Regions from separate parts of the Mus musculus genome. Here region 1 is linked to region 2. The links are chromatin loops, found by intact Hi-C in ENCODE. Cell type or tissue: heart. All regions are shown on one strand. Each heading gives the region's core, and the rest is flanking DNA. Links, peaks and the distances in the headings are about the cores only. Region 1 overlaps Slc15a5 (solute carrier family 15, member 5). Region 2 holds the start of Mgst1 (microsomal glutathione S-transferase 1).

Evidence for each region. A loop is a pair of places that touch in the nucleus more often than their neighbours do. Peaks named below come from ENCODE experiments on the same cell type or tissue, not always from the same donor. Only the 100,000 strongest peaks of a DNase experiment are listed, where the experiment ranks them.
Region 1: a loop joins it to region 2, with 2.3 times the contacts of the local background. A loop is called at or near these places in 3 of 42 quality-filtered maps.

The regions. Positions count from the first base shown.
Region 1 is chr6:138,050,024-138,059,177 of GRCm38, reverse strand. Slc15a5 (solute carrier family 15, member 5) reads left to right here. Exons shown (of 9, transcript NM_177787.4): 3 at 3,387-3,556. Among named protein-coding and RNA genes, the nearest start is that of Slc15a5, 25 kb to the left of the region's middle. In heart, for the core only: a CTCF peak has its summit at 4,821 (motif pointing right); no DNase peak of the experiment used is centred there; H3K27me3 peaks cover 325 bases.
Region 2 is chr6:138,135,151-138,144,272 of GRCm38, reverse strand. It overlaps Mgst1 (microsomal glutathione S-transferase 1), which reads right to left and starts at 3,746. Exons shown (of 4, transcript NM_019946.5): 1 at 3,667-3,746. In heart, for the core only: no CTCF peak of the experiment used is centred there; DNase peaks (open chromatin) are centred at 2,842 and 3,762; H3K4me3 peaks cover 1,587 bases; H3K27ac peaks cover 1,344 bases.

The DNA.
Region 1 (9,154 bases), core at 610-8,609, 86 kb after region 2:
TAAGGAAATAATAGTGTCATAAAACTGGTAACTGCAGAGTCCGGGAACGAGACACCAAAAGATCACTGAACCCAGTTCCTGCTTGTAGGCTGCACGGTGACAAATGGCTTTGCCTCCTGGGCCTGTGGCACAGCTACATCCAGCCAGATGGCTCACCTCAATTCTCCAAGTTCCAGGTTTCTTTCCTGAAGAATAAGTAGGAGAAAACTCTGTGAACTCGTGTTTGGCAAAGAATTTGTAGGAACCACATTGGAAGCTTGACCTGTAAAAGACAATAAACCTAGCAAGTGGGTGCCATCCAGACTATGGTAAGACAATTAAAAGACAAGTCCCAGGCTGAAAGGAAAAGACTGTAAAACTACCCAACTGATAAAGAATTCATTTACAGACATATAAAGATTTTAAATGCAATATTAAGGGGGAAAAGCAACCTTTTAAATTTGTGTGCGTGTGTGTGTGTGTGTGTGTGCTGTGTGTGTGGGTGCACACTCATATATAAGTGTGTGAAAGTGAAAGGTCAATGTTGGGTGTCTTTTCCTATCATTTTCCACGTGACTTTTGAAGCAAGGCTCCCTACTAAACAGTGTTTATGAATTGGCAACATCGGCTGGCCAGTCAAGCCCCATGGACCCTCCACTCTTTGCCTCTCAGTACTGGTTTTACAGTGATTTGCTGTGCTGGGCTTTTTACATGGGAGCTGGAACCTGAACTAGGTCCCATGTTTGCAGAACAATCACATTACCTACAAGATCATCTTCCCAGCAACAACTTTCTCTTTAAGGGGAAGACATGTTTGCACAAAAGCTTTATCAAAGAAGATATGGAAAGCCAGAACCCATTAGAGGAAGGTAACCCACCATTACCCACGATGAGACACTGATACAAATCTACCATCCTCAGTGTTGGCCATGGTGTAAATGGATTAGAGCATTTGCAAATGTGATCACAACATAAAACACAGGGTCTCAGAACCCACTTGTAAGTTTCTTCTATTAGGTAAACATAAACCATAAACCTTGGGCATTTCATTCCTAGACTTTTACCTACAAGAAGTGAATGCCCATATCTGTACAAACATCTGAACATCAGTGTTTGTAATAGCTATGAGCTGGGAAAAAATGTCAATTAACAGATAATGGGATGAATGAAGAATAAATGTTGCCGGGCAGTGGTGGTGCACACCTTTCATCCCAGCACTTGGAAGCAGAGGCAGGCAGATTTCTGAGTTCAAGGACTGCCTGGTCTACACAGAGAAACACTGTCTCAAAAAACAAAACAAAACAAACAAAAAAGAATAAATGTTTATATAATGGACCCTAATTGGCAGTAAGGAGGAGTGACCTGATGGGACAGGATGAGGGAGAGGTGAATAGGGGAGGAGGGAGGAGATGGGAGTGGATGGGGGTAAAGTAAGATGGAGGTAGGTGGAGGAACCAATGGGACTGTGGATTAGAAGAGTGAATGGAGGTAATTAGGAGGGTGCACACACGGCAACAGTGGCTGGATGAGACATTGGATGGTGTAGATGAGGATGTACAGGGGTATGCTGTGAAGCCAATGAGAGGTAGATGGGGAGTGGGTGCTGGTGGGTAGTGCATGAGTGTGGTGGGTAGAAGCTGTATGGATGGTGGGTCTCAGTGGATAGGGATAGATGAATAGGAAAGGAGGTGGATAGGGAGTGGATATGAGCAGATGAGGGTGGATAAGGTGGGGTTGGGGTCGTTGAAGTGGATAGGGATAGACTGAGTGCATGAAGAATTGGTGGAGGTGAACTGAGGATAGATAGCCTATTAAAAAGATGGATGCAGGTGGGCGGTGGGTGGATGTGGATTTGAGTGGTTGGATCAGGTAAACGGATATTGCATTATGTCGATGGTGGATAGAGAGTGGCATATGTGTGTGGAAGGAGGTGCTGATGACAGCGTGTGGAAGAGTATTGAGGGATGCACATGTGCACGTGGATGACAGGTGAACAGTAGAGAGGGTAGAGGAAAGAGGCATGGGTGAGTGTGGTAGAGAGTAGGAAGGGGTTTGGGTGGAAGGACAGGGCATGGAGAGGAGGCTGGACGTTGGATGGATGGTAGAACCATACGTGGATAGCAGTTCTGGGGACAGATGCGGTGGGTGGAGAGAGTGGCAGATGGAAGGCTAGAGGGATTGTGGATGTGGGGTTTCACTAGAGGGCAAAGGAGTTTGTGAAGGAGAATGATGGGTGTAGGAAATACATGAAGGGCAGTGGGCAGGAAGAGGTGGTTTGCTGACAGTAGTAGCAGTAAGGAAGTTCTGTGAAGAGAGAACGGGTATGTTAGAAGACAGACAGAGGAGAAGAGAGGCTGTGGAGTAGAGGTTGTGGGGATTGCTGACTGCAGGTGATGGGAGGAGTGTGGGTGGGAGATGGTGGACGTGTGTGGACGGGTGTGTTTGAAGGGATGGATAGAGGGTGTGAATTTGTGGTAAGGGTGGAAGGGGGTGTATGAAGGAAGTCTCTCTCAGGGGATGTGGCTGAAGGGGGTACAGGAAGTGTAGAGGTTCGTGGAGGGAAGGTGGCTGGAAGCTGGGAGGAGGAGGAAGGGGAAATGGAGTAGGAAGGAGAAGCAGAGAGAAAAGAAGGGCAGAAGAGTGGGAGGAGTGGGAAGGGAGGGGGAGGAAGAAAAAAGTCACCCGGATGTCATGGCAGGCATGCCAGGAGGAACTCCCATAGATCACACTTCCACACAGACACATGTCCCTAAGCCAAGGAACAACATTAGAATTTGCACAACTGAAACATAAATGCTCACATAATACAACTTCATAAATGAGGGGAATATCTGTGACTAAATTGTATTGTATCATATCATATTGCATCATATCATGTCTCAACAGCAGATTTTTAGCTTGACATGGTTAGGGTTATAACATCAGATTCTAAACCCTTAAAATCTGATGCTAAATGCAGATCCCGTGAACGGTTGGGAGGTGAGAATATTTTCCCAGAAATAATTTGCAAACTCCAGGGTAGGTAGAAGGAGGTTTTGTTCAAACCTCTCTCTTTACTTTGACTAAATGCCTAACCTGGGTTTAAACAGGGCAATCCCGAAGTTTTAGAGTCTTTCTGTACTTAGAGGTTTTTTTTTTCTTTTTGTTCTCAAATGATAGGCACTTTCCAGGTTCATGGGGGATCCACTCTCTCCCTGCATCTATTCTAAGCAGAAACAGAAATGGGGACAAGGAACGAATGTAACAGGAAGGCAGTGCTCCTAGGCTTGTGAAACAATGAGGATGCTTTGTGTGGGAGACGAGTGACACCTGGCACCGATTCTGATTGAAATCAGATGCCCACAGCTTTACTCGAGGTGTTGTGTACAATGACCGCTGGGATTTTCCTTTCTCTCTCTGTGCCCCAGGGCCTCCTGGTCCGCGAACCTGAATGCAGCTGTTGTCTTTCTGGGAATCTCAAGCATCCAGCCCTTGGGGTCCGGGGCCCTTGGCATCCTGCTTCCTTCTCTGTCCGTGTTCACCGCCCTGGTGACTCTTTACCTGAAGCACTGCGACCTGATCTATCGGCCAGAGAACCGTGAGTCCCTCACCCCCTTCTTAAATTCCCTGCGACGTCTTTGAACTCTCAGAACTGCAGGAGTCTGCAGTTTAGTACAGCGGAGAAGAGCAGAGCCAGACAACGTCGGCCTTTATTTCCCCCAAGAGTGGGGACCCCAGCTCTCAGACACTCACCCACTTCCACGGCTTCTCTGTCCCACTCTGGCAAGCACAAATCACAACTGTTCTAGAATTTCATTCATCTATGGCACGACAAACATTTACATACATGATACAATAATACACATTACACACTATGTGAATACTTAAGTCTGATACTTAGAAATAAACTTCCCAGCGTCATCATTGTTTATAGGTAGAAGCAGGCAAAAGATGGGAGACATACCTGCTCCCACTGTTAGGAGTCCCACGATAAGAGCAAGCTAACAGCCATAGCGTATATACAGAGGGCCTGGTGCAGATCCCTGACAACCCTGTGCGCGCAGTTTCCGTCTTCGTGAACCCACGTGAGCCCTGACGAGTTGATTTGACTGTTCTTCTGGTGTCCTCCATTCATCCCATCTGAGTCCTACAGTCCTTCCTTCCGGGTTCCCCCTCTCCAAATCACGGAGGGAAGGACCTGAGGAGACTTAACGTCTGGCTGTGGGTCTCTGCACCCTTCCCCCAACTTCTGCCAGAGGAGGCTTCGCTGATGACCAGTGAACAAGGCACTTGCCTATCTATGTGCACAGTAGAACATTATTAGCAATTATTTCATTTTTTCTCAGGTCTCTGGGTTATCTAGTCTCCAGTTCCTGGCCACCCAGACAGCAGATAAACCAAACATTGGTTGGCCGCTCCCACAAGCTCTGGGCCACCACTGCCCCAGCACATCTTGCAGGCAGGACAGATGGTAGGTAGAGGGTTTTGAGACCGGGTTGGTGTCCACATTTCTCATTCCTGTTTTGTTTTCTCAGACAAGACCTCATTGTGTAGAGCAGTTTAGCCTCGACTTCTCTGGGTATGTCACATTAATCTTAAACTCAGGATCCTCATACCTCCCGCTCCTGAGTACTGGGGTTACAGGCATGTGGCAGTAGGCCTGAACCATAAATTTGTTTATTTGAAAGGTTTTTAAGTTACATTTGATTGAGAGAGAGAGAGAGAGAGAGAGAGAGAGAGAGAGACAGAGACAGAGACAGAGACAGAGACAGAGACAGAGACAGAGACAGAGACAGAGACAGAGACAGAGACAGACTCCGGTACTTAGTGAGTGCAGTTGCCAGACCTGGCCAGTAGAGGGCATTAGATATCAGATCCCTTTGTTGGTAGTCTTACAGGCTGATGTGAAAGCTGGGAACTCTGAACTATGGTTCTCTGCAAAAGCAGGAAGTGTTGTTAGTCTCTAAACCATCTCTCAGCTTCTGAATGTATTTTTAATGGATACATAAAAGTATAAAACATGCATAGTATTGGGGTATCATGATGTTTCAATATACATAAACATATATCATCTGTAATGTTTAAATTGGGTTAAACCCATATTATCTCATTATGGCTAAGACAGCATTCAAAATCCTTTTTAAAAGCTTTTGAAAATACTTGAACTTGTACTGGATTGTAGTACATACCTGTAATTCCATCGTTTAGAAGGCAGAAAAATCAAAGGCTCAAAGCCAGTGTCAGCTACTTAAACAAGGCTGAGGCCAGATTGAGGTACGTGAGACCCTGTCGCAACACAACACAACAAAACAAAACAAAACAAAACAAATAAAGCACACGATGCCCTGCTGTTCTGCACAGTCACTCTGCTTTATAACAGCACCAGACCTTCCAGAATGTATCTAACTGCAACTTAGTACCTTCCGGCCAGTCTTTCCCATCATCCTGATATCAACCAACTCTCCGAAGGAACAGAAGTGACGGACTATGTTATTTACTTCAATTAGGACGTGTGAGGTCTTGCCTACCGTGGCCATAGTTCTACTGACTTCTTTTACCTACATGTAATTTCCCCTGTAAGGGAAGAAACTCAGGTCTGTACTGATACTCAGATGAATATTCACACCACGTCCCTGTGAGTTCAGCAAAACGGATTTCCATACTCATCTTTCTTCTCCAAACACGGAATTTCTGTGTCCACAAATTCCCTCCATCTCTCCTTAAAGATCATAGGAACTGACTTTCTACTTTCTGTTTCATTTCTGGGCTTTAGTTTACTTTAACTTCTCCTTGTGTGGTTTTAACTTTAATATATACCTATATGTCTTTAATTTTGTACGTGTGGCTTTGGTATTATGGACAGTCTTCCTTCCCTTTTGATTTATTCCCTTTAAATAAATACCCTCCTGTTTCACATACGTGATAGCATATGACATCTTATTTTTTTCTTTTTTAAAAACTTTTTTAAAAATAATTTATTTTTATCCTATGTGCATTGGTATTTTGCCTGCACGTATGTCTGCGTGAGGGTGTCAGATGTTGGAGTTACAGATACTTGTGAGCTGCCTTTCGGGTGCTGGGAATTGGACCCATGTCCTCTGGAAAACAGTCAGTGCTCTTAACCACCGAGCCATCTCTCTGACCCCCATTTTCTTCATTTTTAAGGCTGTATAATACTCCGGTGTATAGAACACATCATTATTGGTGATTTTAAGGCAGGCCCTCACATAGCCCAGGCTGGCTGAGAATTCACTATGCAGTGCAGAGTGACCTTGAACCCAATCCCCATCCACCAGCATCCAAACACAAGCGCCTGGATTGCAGGCATGTGACGCAAACAACATTTCTTTTCTTTCTATCCACTCGTCTGTTACTGGACAGTTAAACTGCGTACACCCATTATGTGCATAAAGGCTGCTGTTACAAACAGAGGTGTGCAGGCACCTTCAGAGTCCTGACCCTTGGGACCACGTGCCCAGAAGTACATCTCCTCCTCTTTTACTGCCTAAGACCATTTCCTGCTGCTTCCCTCGATGCCTGCCTCTCCTGCACGCCCATCCCTGTGCCAGGCACCACTCTCATGCTCGCCAGGTTCTGCCAGCGTTTAGCTTCTTCTTTTGCCATTGATTGTGGCTGCACAGGTGAATGTGAGCTGACGTCTCATCACAATCTCAATCACCGTTTCCCAAAGGATCAATCATAAAATCTTGTTGATGTTTGTCAGCCACTTTTATGGACTGTTTGATAAGTTATCTTTTCAAGTCCTCTGTCTGTTTTTAAAATCTGGACATTTGGTTCTAGTCATTGTGAACGTGTAGAGGTCTGTTATATCCTGAATATTGACCTTCCTTGTATTGGCTATGTAAGTTACAGTCAGTTCCTTCTGTTCCACACTTTGCCCTTTTGCCTGTTTCCTTTGATATGCAGTTTATACATTTACCCTACTCTCTCTCTCTCTCTCTCTCTCTCTCTCTCTCTCTCTCTCTCTCTCAATTTTATTAGCTGTGCCTTGGATGTCACATCCAAGAAAACAAAACAAAGTACAAGGTCTCGAAGAGTTTTATTTTCCTGATTTCTCTGAGTCTTTGATGGCTTTGAGTCTTTAATCTATTTTAGTTTAATATTTTGTGTCTAGCATGAGGTAAATGTGCAGATTCGTCTTCTGCATCTGGATATTCATCTTTCCTACTCACTTTCCTTCTGTGGAATATTTGCCTCCTGTTGAAGATCATTCACTGACTATCTGGTTCAGGAACTTAATTTCCGTTCTTATTCCAGAACTGTGCGTTCTCTATCCCTGTTGCTTTGTAGTGTGCTTTAAAATCAGAGAATATTGGGCATCAAATCTATTTTTCTTTCTCCAGACTATTTTGACTATTCAAGGGTACATGAGATCCAAGATATGTTTAAGGATATATTTTTTGCTCTTCTGTATGTTGGGGGAGGGCACACCCACACATGCATACACACACACACACACACACACACACACACACACACACACACAGTGTTGCTGTGATCTCTTTGGATTGAGTTAATGTTTTAACAATACTAAGACTTCCAACTAGCAACCATTGGGTTTTTTCCCATTTATTAGAATCTTCTTCAATTTATTTACTTACTTTTACTTTTCTGGAACAAGATCTCATGTAATCCAAAATGGTCATGGCTCAATTATGAAGCCAAAGACGACCCTGAAGTCCTGCTCCTCCTGCCTCCACTTCCCGAGTGGTGGGATCACTGAAGTGCTTCACGACACTCATTCTCTTCCATCGATTTTTTTAAAAAATTTTTTGCATTTTCTAGTAAACTTCACTTTCACCTGCTTGGGCAAATTTATTTCTCAATATGTATCATTTTTGACTGTGCTGTGGTGCCTACTACTGCCTCCTTAACTTAGTCAAGGTTTGTATTCCTGCACAAACATCATGACCAAGAAGCAAGTTAGGGAGAATAGGGTTTATTCAGCTTATACTTCATATTGATGTTCATCACCAAAAGAAGTCAGGACTGGAACTCAAGCAGGTCAGGAAGCAGGAGCTGATGCAGAGGCCATGGAGGGATGTTACTTACTGGCTTGCTTCCCCTGGCTTGCTCAGCTTGCTTTCTTATAGAACCTGAGACTACCATCCCAGGGACGGCACCACCCAGAGTGGGCCCTTCCCCTTGATCACTAATTGAGAAAATGCCTTACAGCTGGATCTCATGGAGGCATTTCCTCAAGGGAGGCTCTTTTCTCTGTGATAACTCCAGCTTGTGTCAAGTTGACACACAAAACCAGCCAGTACAGTATCCAAGTTCACATTCGTGTTTTGGTCAATGTGAGTGTGTGCACACATGTGTGCAGACACCAACAGAGGTTGGATGAGGGCATCGGATCCTCTGTAGCTGAAGTTAGAGATGCTGCTGGGCTAACCATGGCTAGGAACAGAATGCATATCCTATGCAAGAGTAGCAAGCACTCTCAATATACCGGACCCTGGGTTCAACCTTCATGCACTATGACAGAGAGAGAGAGAGAGAGAGAGAGAGAGAGAGAGAGAGAGAAGAGATAGATAGATAAATGATAGGTAGGTAGGTAGGTAGGTAGGTAAATAGATAGATAGATAGATAGATAGATAGATAGATAGATAGATAGATAGATAGATAGATAGGTAGATAGATAGGTAGGTAGGTAGGTAGGTAGGTAGGTAGGTAGGTAGGTAGGTAGATAGATAGATAGATAGATAGATAGATAGATAGATAGATAGATAGATAGACAGACAGACACTAACATGGAACATATTTGCTATCCCAAGATTTCAAATTCTTGGCCAGCCTGTTTACAGGATGATTCTAACTCAAACAAGTACACATATATCCAACGGCTTAGTTAAACATTTTCAGAACAATTCAGCATATGTCCAGTAACTTACCACCACCCTATTTGAAAAACATGTTTATCTGAATAATGAAATACTTTCCTTCAAGTCTTATAGACCCATAGCATCAACTGCAATTCTTGATGGAGCCCGAAATTTTCATATTTTATCCTATGTCAAGGTGATTCCTTTTGCTTATTATTAATAAGAAAACAAACTTATAAGCTGCAAGAATACAATTAGCCTAGAAGATACTCTGTGGTTTTTCATGAATGTCGCTCCACACCATGGCTGCATGGGAGTGGGCGCTTTGTTTCTTCATTTGATGGTTTTGT
Region 2 (9,122 bases), core at 1-8,000:
TGGGGACTAACTTCTCAGGCCTGTGACTCTGGGAGACCAGCCAGCACCAAGTCCCTATTCTGTCTACACCACGGGCCCATGAGCCTCCTCTCTCAGAAATCTTCCACTTCCCAGGTATAGGGGAACCATATCATGGGGAGTAAGGATAAGACCACGGAGAAATAGGCAGACCTGACCACATAAAGGCAGGGAATACCGTTCTGGATCTTTTCTCCTTGCCGTGAGCCTGCTACGCCTAATTGAAACCAGAATAACGGCAACGGCAAGGCTGTGTAATGAAAAAAACAAACTCACTGAAAGCTTGCTGTTAGGGACGTGTCCAAGATAGGTAGATAAGTAGGTAGGAAGATGGGCGGGGGGAGAAGGGAGGGAGGGAGGGAGGGAGGGAGGGAGGAAGGGAGGGAGGGAGGGAGGGAAAGGAAGAGGAAAAAGGAGGAGGAGGAGAAAAATTGGGAATACAGGGTATTTGACCATAAGTTACATGGGACACATATTTACAAGGATGGATTTTCCTGTAATCATCTATCCCTTCCAGGATCCTTATCTCGACTGGCATCTCGCCCACTCCCTTGGTGTGGAGTTGGCTGTGCCCTGAAAGAACAGAGTTCACACAGACTCTAGAAGCAGCCTGGAGTCCAGGCAGATTTCAACAGACCACTTACAAATTAACTGAGCTACCATACCTGTAAAACAAGTTTTCCTATGCAGCATGTAGCCCCTGCTGGCCCTGTACTCCTGACCCTCCTGCCTCAACCTCTGAAGTTCAGCTTACAGTATATACCACCACACGCTAAAAAATGATACTGGACAGTCCTACCTCAGAGGATATTGTTTTTTATGCACTAAGTGACTATGAAGGACTTTAATAATCGCTAGTGCCGGGTGAGTGCTGGATAAAGGTGCTCCTGCTGTAGCAGTGTTCTAATCAGATAAAGGTTTGCAAAAGGCTTGTTATACCAGACCTCCCTGTAAGACAAGTGAGTGGCCCCCCTCTCCCTTAAGGGATATTAAGGGGTTAAGCATATTGAAACACTGATAAAGACTATTAACATCATTATTAATTTAAGTAAGCCCCTACTGTAAGCACTCCTTCTGATATTTATTTTCTTGTGTGTCAGCAAATGTGTGGGTGGACAGGGTGATCTGAGTCCCTTCCCAGGCTGCCCACAGCACATGACTGATGCCCAAGAGCATCAGTCAGTCACCCAGATGGAGTACTGTCACGCCAGCATCTGAGTACCTTATGGACACCTCAAGTAGGCAACACAGTACCACAGCTGCTTGCTTCCAATGCACATCCCTGGCTCCTGAAGGCCTCGTCCCAGCCATGGCTGCACCAGATGTTTAGTCATCACAAGCTGGGCGAATCCTGGAAACCTCAAAACCTTTTCCACAAGTGAGAGGGGAGTCCAATTGGGAGCTTAGCTGCTGAGCAGTTCTCTCTTTGCATGTGGTGGACTGCTGTGATTGGTGCAAATGCAGCTTATCCCGTGTATGAGGGGCCGTGCCACGGTGGGTGAGAACACAGCCCTTCCCTTCACTCATGAATGCCTGCTATGATCTGCGCCAACCTACTCTCTCTGGATTACTCTGTAAGCCAACATAGAGGCACCTTCTACGCTGCTTCCTGGCATGGCAGCATCAAAAGCCTTCCCTTGAGAACCTTTTATCGTCTATATATTGAGTGTGTACATGTGATCGTTTGAGATCGAGTCTCACAATGTAGCCCAGATTAGCCTCAAACTCACTGCATGCCTACCCCAGCCTCTCAAGGGCTAGGGTTCCAAGCCTACATCCTCACATCCAGTTTCTTGACTTCATGTGCTGTTCATCACTAGCATAGCGACCTGCCTGAGAAGCCAAGGAAGAACACTGAGTCCCAAGGCAGCAGGACAAAAGCCATGGAAGGACAGCGGAGGGGTGCTAGGGGCAACTGGGGCAGAAAGGAGGTAAAATAGAGGTGAGAAAGACAATAAGAGCCAAAGGTAGAAACTCCGATGCTGAACTCAGAAACTCCAGAGTTGCTCAATGTCTAGACTCCCTACTCCAAGCCCAGGAGCTAGAACATCAACCCTGCCAAGGCTGATGAGCCTCTTACCCTCAACCCTAAGGGGACCAGAACTTGAGGCCTGTAGAAGATGCAGCAGTAGAGGGTACTACCTACAGTTTGCTATGACCTCATCGCAGCCGGAAGCTGCGGATAACAAAAGTGGCCAAGTGTCAAGTCTCAGGTTCTGATGGCTAAACCTTTCTCTCAAGATCCTAAAACAGTGGGGTTCTGTTTTCCAAAGTGTTTGTAGCTCAGTGCCTGGCCTGCTAGTCCACCCTCTAAGCCCTAGGCCCTCCCTCTCCCGGGACAATCACCATCACACAAGGGTCTCTTCACCTACCCAGGATGCCTGTCAGGAGAGAGCAAAGGGATGCCCACCAGTTGACTGAAAACAGCTTGGGATGAAAGACTCCGACACAGAAACCATTTTCTTCTACTTTGAAGGAAAGAAGCTTGAGTAGGGTATAAATAAGGCCAGGTGGTACAATGGAGACTGGAGACCCCACCTGCCTGTCTCTGGAGCCCTGTCATCGCCGACCTGTATAGTTCCTGGACTCACAATTCCATTCTAGGAATTGTGGGGTGCTGTTTTCTCATTTCCTGGAAGCTTCTCCTGTAACTCCTGTTGTCATATTTTGCCCCAGTGCTATCTGCAGTTGAGAAATACTCCTCTTTCTCCTCATGGGCCCTCAGCCAAGAAAAAGCAAAGTTCTTTTCTTCTCAAAACTGTTTGCCCTATCTGCATCAGTATTGTGAAACTTGGAAAATCTGGGCACACAGCCACAAGGCCATGACTCTTCAATTTTCAATGGATCGAAAGCAGCAAACACATTTGTTGTGAGGACAGAAAAGAGGGCTGCAACAGAGGAAGAACAGAAATACACACATGATCAGAGTCCCAGGCACCTTCCCTACAGCCTCAGTGGGGCCAGACTACAGTGGCCACAGGGGAGGGCGGCTCTGGGGAGTAGCTGCCCAAGGGCTGCGCCCTCAGGTCTTTGGTCATCAGGCTACAGTCACAACAGAGCACGCTCTGCTGCTCTGCTAAGTCTGTAAGTCATATGATATCAAAAGTACCAGTGTAAAGACTTGTAGAGATTTCTCTTGCCTACCACAGGAGAATCTAGAAAAGCAAACAACTTTTCAACAAGTTGAAAGGCCTGCATGTCCAAGTCACCCGGGACACTGTAGGGTTTTACTCCCTGGGAAAGGACAGAAGTTGCTGAAACCGCAGTGACTTCTCATCTTGTTACAACTTGCATGTATTTTTTTTCCCCTCCCCTCAAGATCAAGAGACCCTTTCAAAGGGAATGCTACTTGGGCTTGAAAATAAGAAATAAGAAAACCATCTCTTAAACATGAAAAGACTCGTGCTCCCAAGTTTCTTCTTGGAGTTTGAGAAAGGAAAACTTAATGCAGGAACAGAAAAGCACAATTCTCATTTAGAGCGGGCCACAAAAATGGGGGCGGGGGGTGGTCATTTAAACAACTAAAGGGAACAAAGGCTTTTCAAACAGGCACAGCCACTCTCTAGCCTTACACCTGCCACCCACCGGCCCCTTGCACCCACCCACTCCTAGCCTGGGAGCAGCACCGTGGCCGTGCGCAGCACCCACCTGAATCCAGGGAGAAGGGCTGCAAGTTGTCCTGCCGAGCCTGTGCACTTCTGGGACTTTTCACCAACAGGACCCGCGCTGGCACCGCCCTTTTTCAGGCTATTTTTCTATTAATCACCCCGCCTCCTGACCGTGCCAAGCCCCGCCTTCGGAGCTTGCCAAATCCCACCCCTGAATCGCCCCGAAACTGCTGTGGCTGGTGAGGGTCTTTCTCTGCTAAGGATCTTGGCAGTTCTGTTCCGGCTCCGGAAGAAGGGAAGCAAGGAAGGGGTTGCTAACTTTTATGTCGCTGGAAACAAAAAGACCTTAGTGTTGAATTTGGAAAACCTAAAAAGAAAATGTTTTAAGGAAATGTAAATCTCGGGGGAGGGGCTCTATTGCTGTGAATACCTTCAGGGTGCAAAGTGAAACCTGCGAAATTATGAGTCTGTTAGGCAACTAACTTGTTTCACAGTGACTTAGGAAAGTGTTGCAAGGGGGCAGGGTCGTTAGGGCAACATCAAAGCTATTGCACATCACAGAGCCCCACAGTAATGGCCAAGCTCCAGCTCTGAGAGCTCTAAGGTTGATAAGTTCCCATCTGCAACATTTCACTCGGGAACTTTACCAGTTTACACCTGTGCCCCACATTGCTCTGAGAATCAATCAGTCTTTCTCTTTTCTTTTCTTTTCTTTCCTTTTCTTTTCTTTTCTTTTCTTTTCTTTTCTTTTCCTTTCTTTTCTTTTCTTCCCTCCCTCCCTCCCTCCCTCCCTTCTGTCCTCCTCCCTCCTGTCCTCCTTCCCTCTCTCTCTCTCTTTCTTTCTTCCTTTCTTTCTATTCCTTCCTTTCTTTTACACGATTATTCTCTTTTTTATTTCTTCATTTTCCTCCTCTTCGTCTTCTTCCTCCTCCTTCTTCAGTATGAACCACTTAATTTTCTGAGTTTTAGCTGGGTGCCTCTTTGGTTTGGTTTTATTTGTCGTTTTAGAGAGGATTTTGTTACTTAGCCCTGTCTGGAACGCGTGGTACACACTAGTCTGTACACAAACTTATGACCATTCCTGCCTCAGCCCCCAAGGGCTAAGATTTTTCTCACCAGGACCCACTCTGATTCTGACTTTCAAGATTCAGTAGACAGTTCTATTTTATATCCCTTCCAAAAACTAAAAGGAATTAAGAAGCAATGTGCTGACCCAAGCTGAAGTCAGTCAGTCCTGAAGATGGTTTCTTTAAAGGCATGATTGGTAGAACATCTGAAAAGAGTGTTTGGTCGACCTTTTCATTTCAGTTGAAAACATTGTTCAGTTCCTCTCTGGGGCCACACCAGAACACTGAGTGCAGTGGAGCAGAGCTTTCTGAATTTCCTTGAGAGCGGTTAGTACTGCAAGGACTTAAAGAGCTCTTCATTTACACCAAGGAAGACAGCACAAATCCTGAAGGCAAGATTACACAGAAAGGTGCACAAAAATTCTTAACTCTTATCTTCGGAAAGCCAGTGGGAAAACAAGGGCACACTTTTACAAAGAGCATCTCAGTCATCTAATGATCTCATTGAACTTTGTCCAAACTATCGGCTAGTTAATCAATACATAAAGGGTTTCTGCTGTAACGCCCTACTAATTATTGACCATCTGGTAAATGTGATTTTACGTGTGCATATAGCAGAAAGATCTGTTGCTGTCTTTAGTATAATATGAGCATTTGCTTGTAATAGATTTAATTCAGCAAACACTTTAGTGAATGCAAGATACTTGGTTTGATGATGAAGTTTAAAGCTAAAGGGGGGCTATACCCCAGCGTTGTGGGTGCAAGCACAGCTTTTCCCTTCCTCTTGCATCCTCGGTGTGCTTTAGATGACTGAAAAGGATAAGTATTATTGTTTAGCTTGTCTTAGTTTGAGTAAAAAGGATTCCAATTTTTAACCTTTCTCCTTATCACCCTTTTAACCCTAAGGGGGGAAAAAATCTCTCAGAGAAACTCCCTCCAAACTTTAAGACAAATAGTCCTCTGGTAACTAGAAAAACAGTGTGTGTGTGTGTGTGTGTGTGTGTGTGTGTGTGTGTGTGTGCCTGTGTGTGTCTGTGTGTGCCTGTGTGTGTCTGTGTGTGTCTGTGTCTGTGTGTGTACATGTGTGTGTGCATGTGTGTGTTTTTGTGGCAGATAAAGCATGCAGAGGGATGGTCATTCTCTAGCATGTACACCTGCTTTACCTTCTACCTTTCCTGCTTGTTATGGCCACTTGCTTGAGAGAAACACTTTTCTCAGTGAAACTTTACATGCATTAAACAGGGGGACAGTACAATTCAGTCACAATTAAACACAACGTGGCAGAGGATATTGAATATCTTACTGAATCCCATGCCGCTGGGAAAACTGTCTCTATGTTTCTCAGAAATATAAACAAATTTATATCCCAGAAAGACTGTTCCTAGATATTAACCCAAGAAGTAAGAATGGCCACAAAGAAAGATATCCAAGAACAATCCATGAGCAGGGGAATGAAAAAAGCTAATTGTGGTATATTCATACTACATTCTACTGACTATATCATAAGAAAAAGCAATAAGCTACTGATCACATGATGGCATGATTCAAACTCATTATTATGCTAAACAAAAGAAGACCAAACACAAAAGCATATGGCTTCATTTACATGAAAGATTATTTTTTTTAAAGAAAGAAACCTAATTTACAATAATAGACATAAATAAGTAGCTGTTTTTACTAGAAAGGGGGTGGCAAATGGCTGAGAACAAAGAATGTGTCTGTCTCTTATGATAAAACACCTTAGGTGTGTGGAGTTAGAGGGAACTTTATGGTTATGGAGGCTGGCAAGCCCGAGGCCCTGATTCAGAGCAGAGCTGGTGCCAATGGGGGCTGGGCACTGCTTCTAAGACAGAGCCTCACTCAGTCACAGGCCAGCCACCTCCCACACCCTTTACAAAGACACCAACTCCACTCTGATTTAATCTCTTCCCAAAGCCTTGGCTTCTTAATACCACCACAGTGGGAACTGTGTTTCAATACAGATTTTCTGGACACAAGTATTCTGACCCATAGCAAAGTGTAATAAGCTTTCCAGAATGGTGAAGATGAGGGTATTTGGTACATGGGTATGTGCATTTATCACACTTGGTGATTCAAACACTTAATATCAAAGCAAACTACACCACGAAGAGTAGCTTTTAAGAGTTTGTAGCCTTTACAAAAGCTAACAATGAGCTATGAGCATAATAGTTGCATATCAGCCAAGGCTCAAGTCACCTTGACCTTGGATCAAAAATGAAGAAGGGAGTTTGTGAAAAGACCCAATCGCTGTTTTTAGAAGAGAAAATGCTAATGGGTCATAACAGAGGGTTCTGCGGATTACTCTTCTTATTCAAGTCAGCAAGCAACACCCGTCTCTAGCAGCATCAAGACAGGACGACCATTTACAGGATCAGTAGAGACTTTCCTAAGGCCTGCTGTTCTGATGTGTGTAATGTACTAAGGATCGAGAGGAAGCATCCAGGATTTCCAGGCACCAAAGGTAAAACTGAAGTAAGATTAGGTCTCTATGTACACATATATGTATAAATGTATAAGTTTTAGTTATAAAGTGTTATAAACAGTTGTTATAAACATGTGTGTGTGAGTGTGTGTGTATGTGTGTGAGTGTGAGTGTGTTTGTATGTGTGTGTATGTGTGTGTGTGTGTATATGTGTGTGTGAGTGTATGTGTGAGTGTGTGTGTGTGAGTATGTGTGCGAGTGAGTGTGTGTGTGTGTGTGTGTGTGTGTGTTGTGATGGTTATTGGCTATTCTCACTTGTCAACTTGACTATATCTGGAATGAACTACAATCCAGATATGAAGGGAACACCTGTGATGGCAATTTTGAAGCAAGAAAAAAGCACGTCTTCGATCCTGCTCTTGAGACTGGAAAATCATCGGCTTTTGCTCCAGATCTGGGATGATACAAACTTTTATTCCTGATCAACATACACCTTAAACCCAGATCCTGAGGCATACTTTTAACCTGGAACACACCTTCTGCTGGAGGTCTACATAAGGACAATGGAAGAAGGAGGGGCTTGTTTGTTCTTCATCTGCTTGCACTCATTTTGCCAGCACAACCATTGGAGCCTAGCTCTCCAGATTCCAACTTATACAGAAGCCCAGATGAAACATTCAGCCTCGTGGGACTGAGTAACTACTAGGTTCATGGACTCTCTCTTCACAGCTGCCCATATTGGTTTAGTTGGACTGAAGACTGTAAGTCATTCCAATAATTTCTCTTTATATATAATAGATAGATGCTAGATAGATAGATAGATGATAGATAGATAGATAGATAGATAGATAGATAGATATTCATTTCATAAGTTCTAAGACTCTAGAGAACCCTGATTAATATAATATGTATATGTAAAACATGTGATAATTTAATTATGTCCTTCAGCAATGTACTGATGACTTTCAAATATTGGAATTTACAAAATATTTCAGATTCAGAAAACAGGAAGTACACAGCTTTCGCTGTCCATGTAATAACCTGTTTCTTTGACAGCGATAAGATTACTGTCTACAATTACCAGAGTTTACTAATAGAAATGACCATATTTTCTACCAGAAAGCTCCTCTTAGATTAGAACTCTCCATAGGTAAAAAGAAATCACTTGGTAAATCTCATACAGACCTGTTTTTCCTCTGCCAAACATCTTTAAAATTTTCCCTTTTTCTCAGTTTAGATTTAGTAACTTTAGATCTGTGCATTATGTTGTGTTTTGCAGGGAGTTATTGACTTCAACTAAGGAACCGTGAACAGTAATTATTTTGCGCGACTAAGTTCTGGTACACCATTGTCAGACAGGCACTTTACAGTACCACTAGTTTCAAAATTTAGAACAGAGCTGTCAAACAGGCAAAGGCTTACACCAAAGACTTCTATTTTCAAGCTACAGGCATGAGCTCTTGATGTGCAGTAATGGAGTGAATCTGTGTGTGCTGGGAAGCCCCTCATTTGACAGCCTTGGAAATGAAAGCCTGTTTCTTTCTAGAAAAAGAAACATCGTAGCAACAGTACAGATTTTCAAGAATAACCAAGGAAGGGCCTCTGTGCTAGAGAAGGATGACAGGCGCTGAGATTATTAAATAGTATTAAGAGTTTTTGTGGTGAGCAGAAAATAATTCACCCCAAATTGAGAACTCCTGGTTTGACTTCTGTCATTCAGAACCTTTGCAATCAGCCAAGAAAGTTTTGGGTTTTTTAATGGAACTATACATTTACACTCAATTAAAAATTTTTTTCATGCATCAAATACTCATATTTTCCAGTGTGTTATAAACCCAAGAGTACAACACCAAATTACAAATATTCATAGGACGGGACATATATTTTATGTAAATTAAATGTCATTTTTCTTTTATGCACTGACAAAGATGGCTCATTTAGAAACATAGGTTTAAATAATTTTTATTCTCCAAGTGCCTTCAAAAT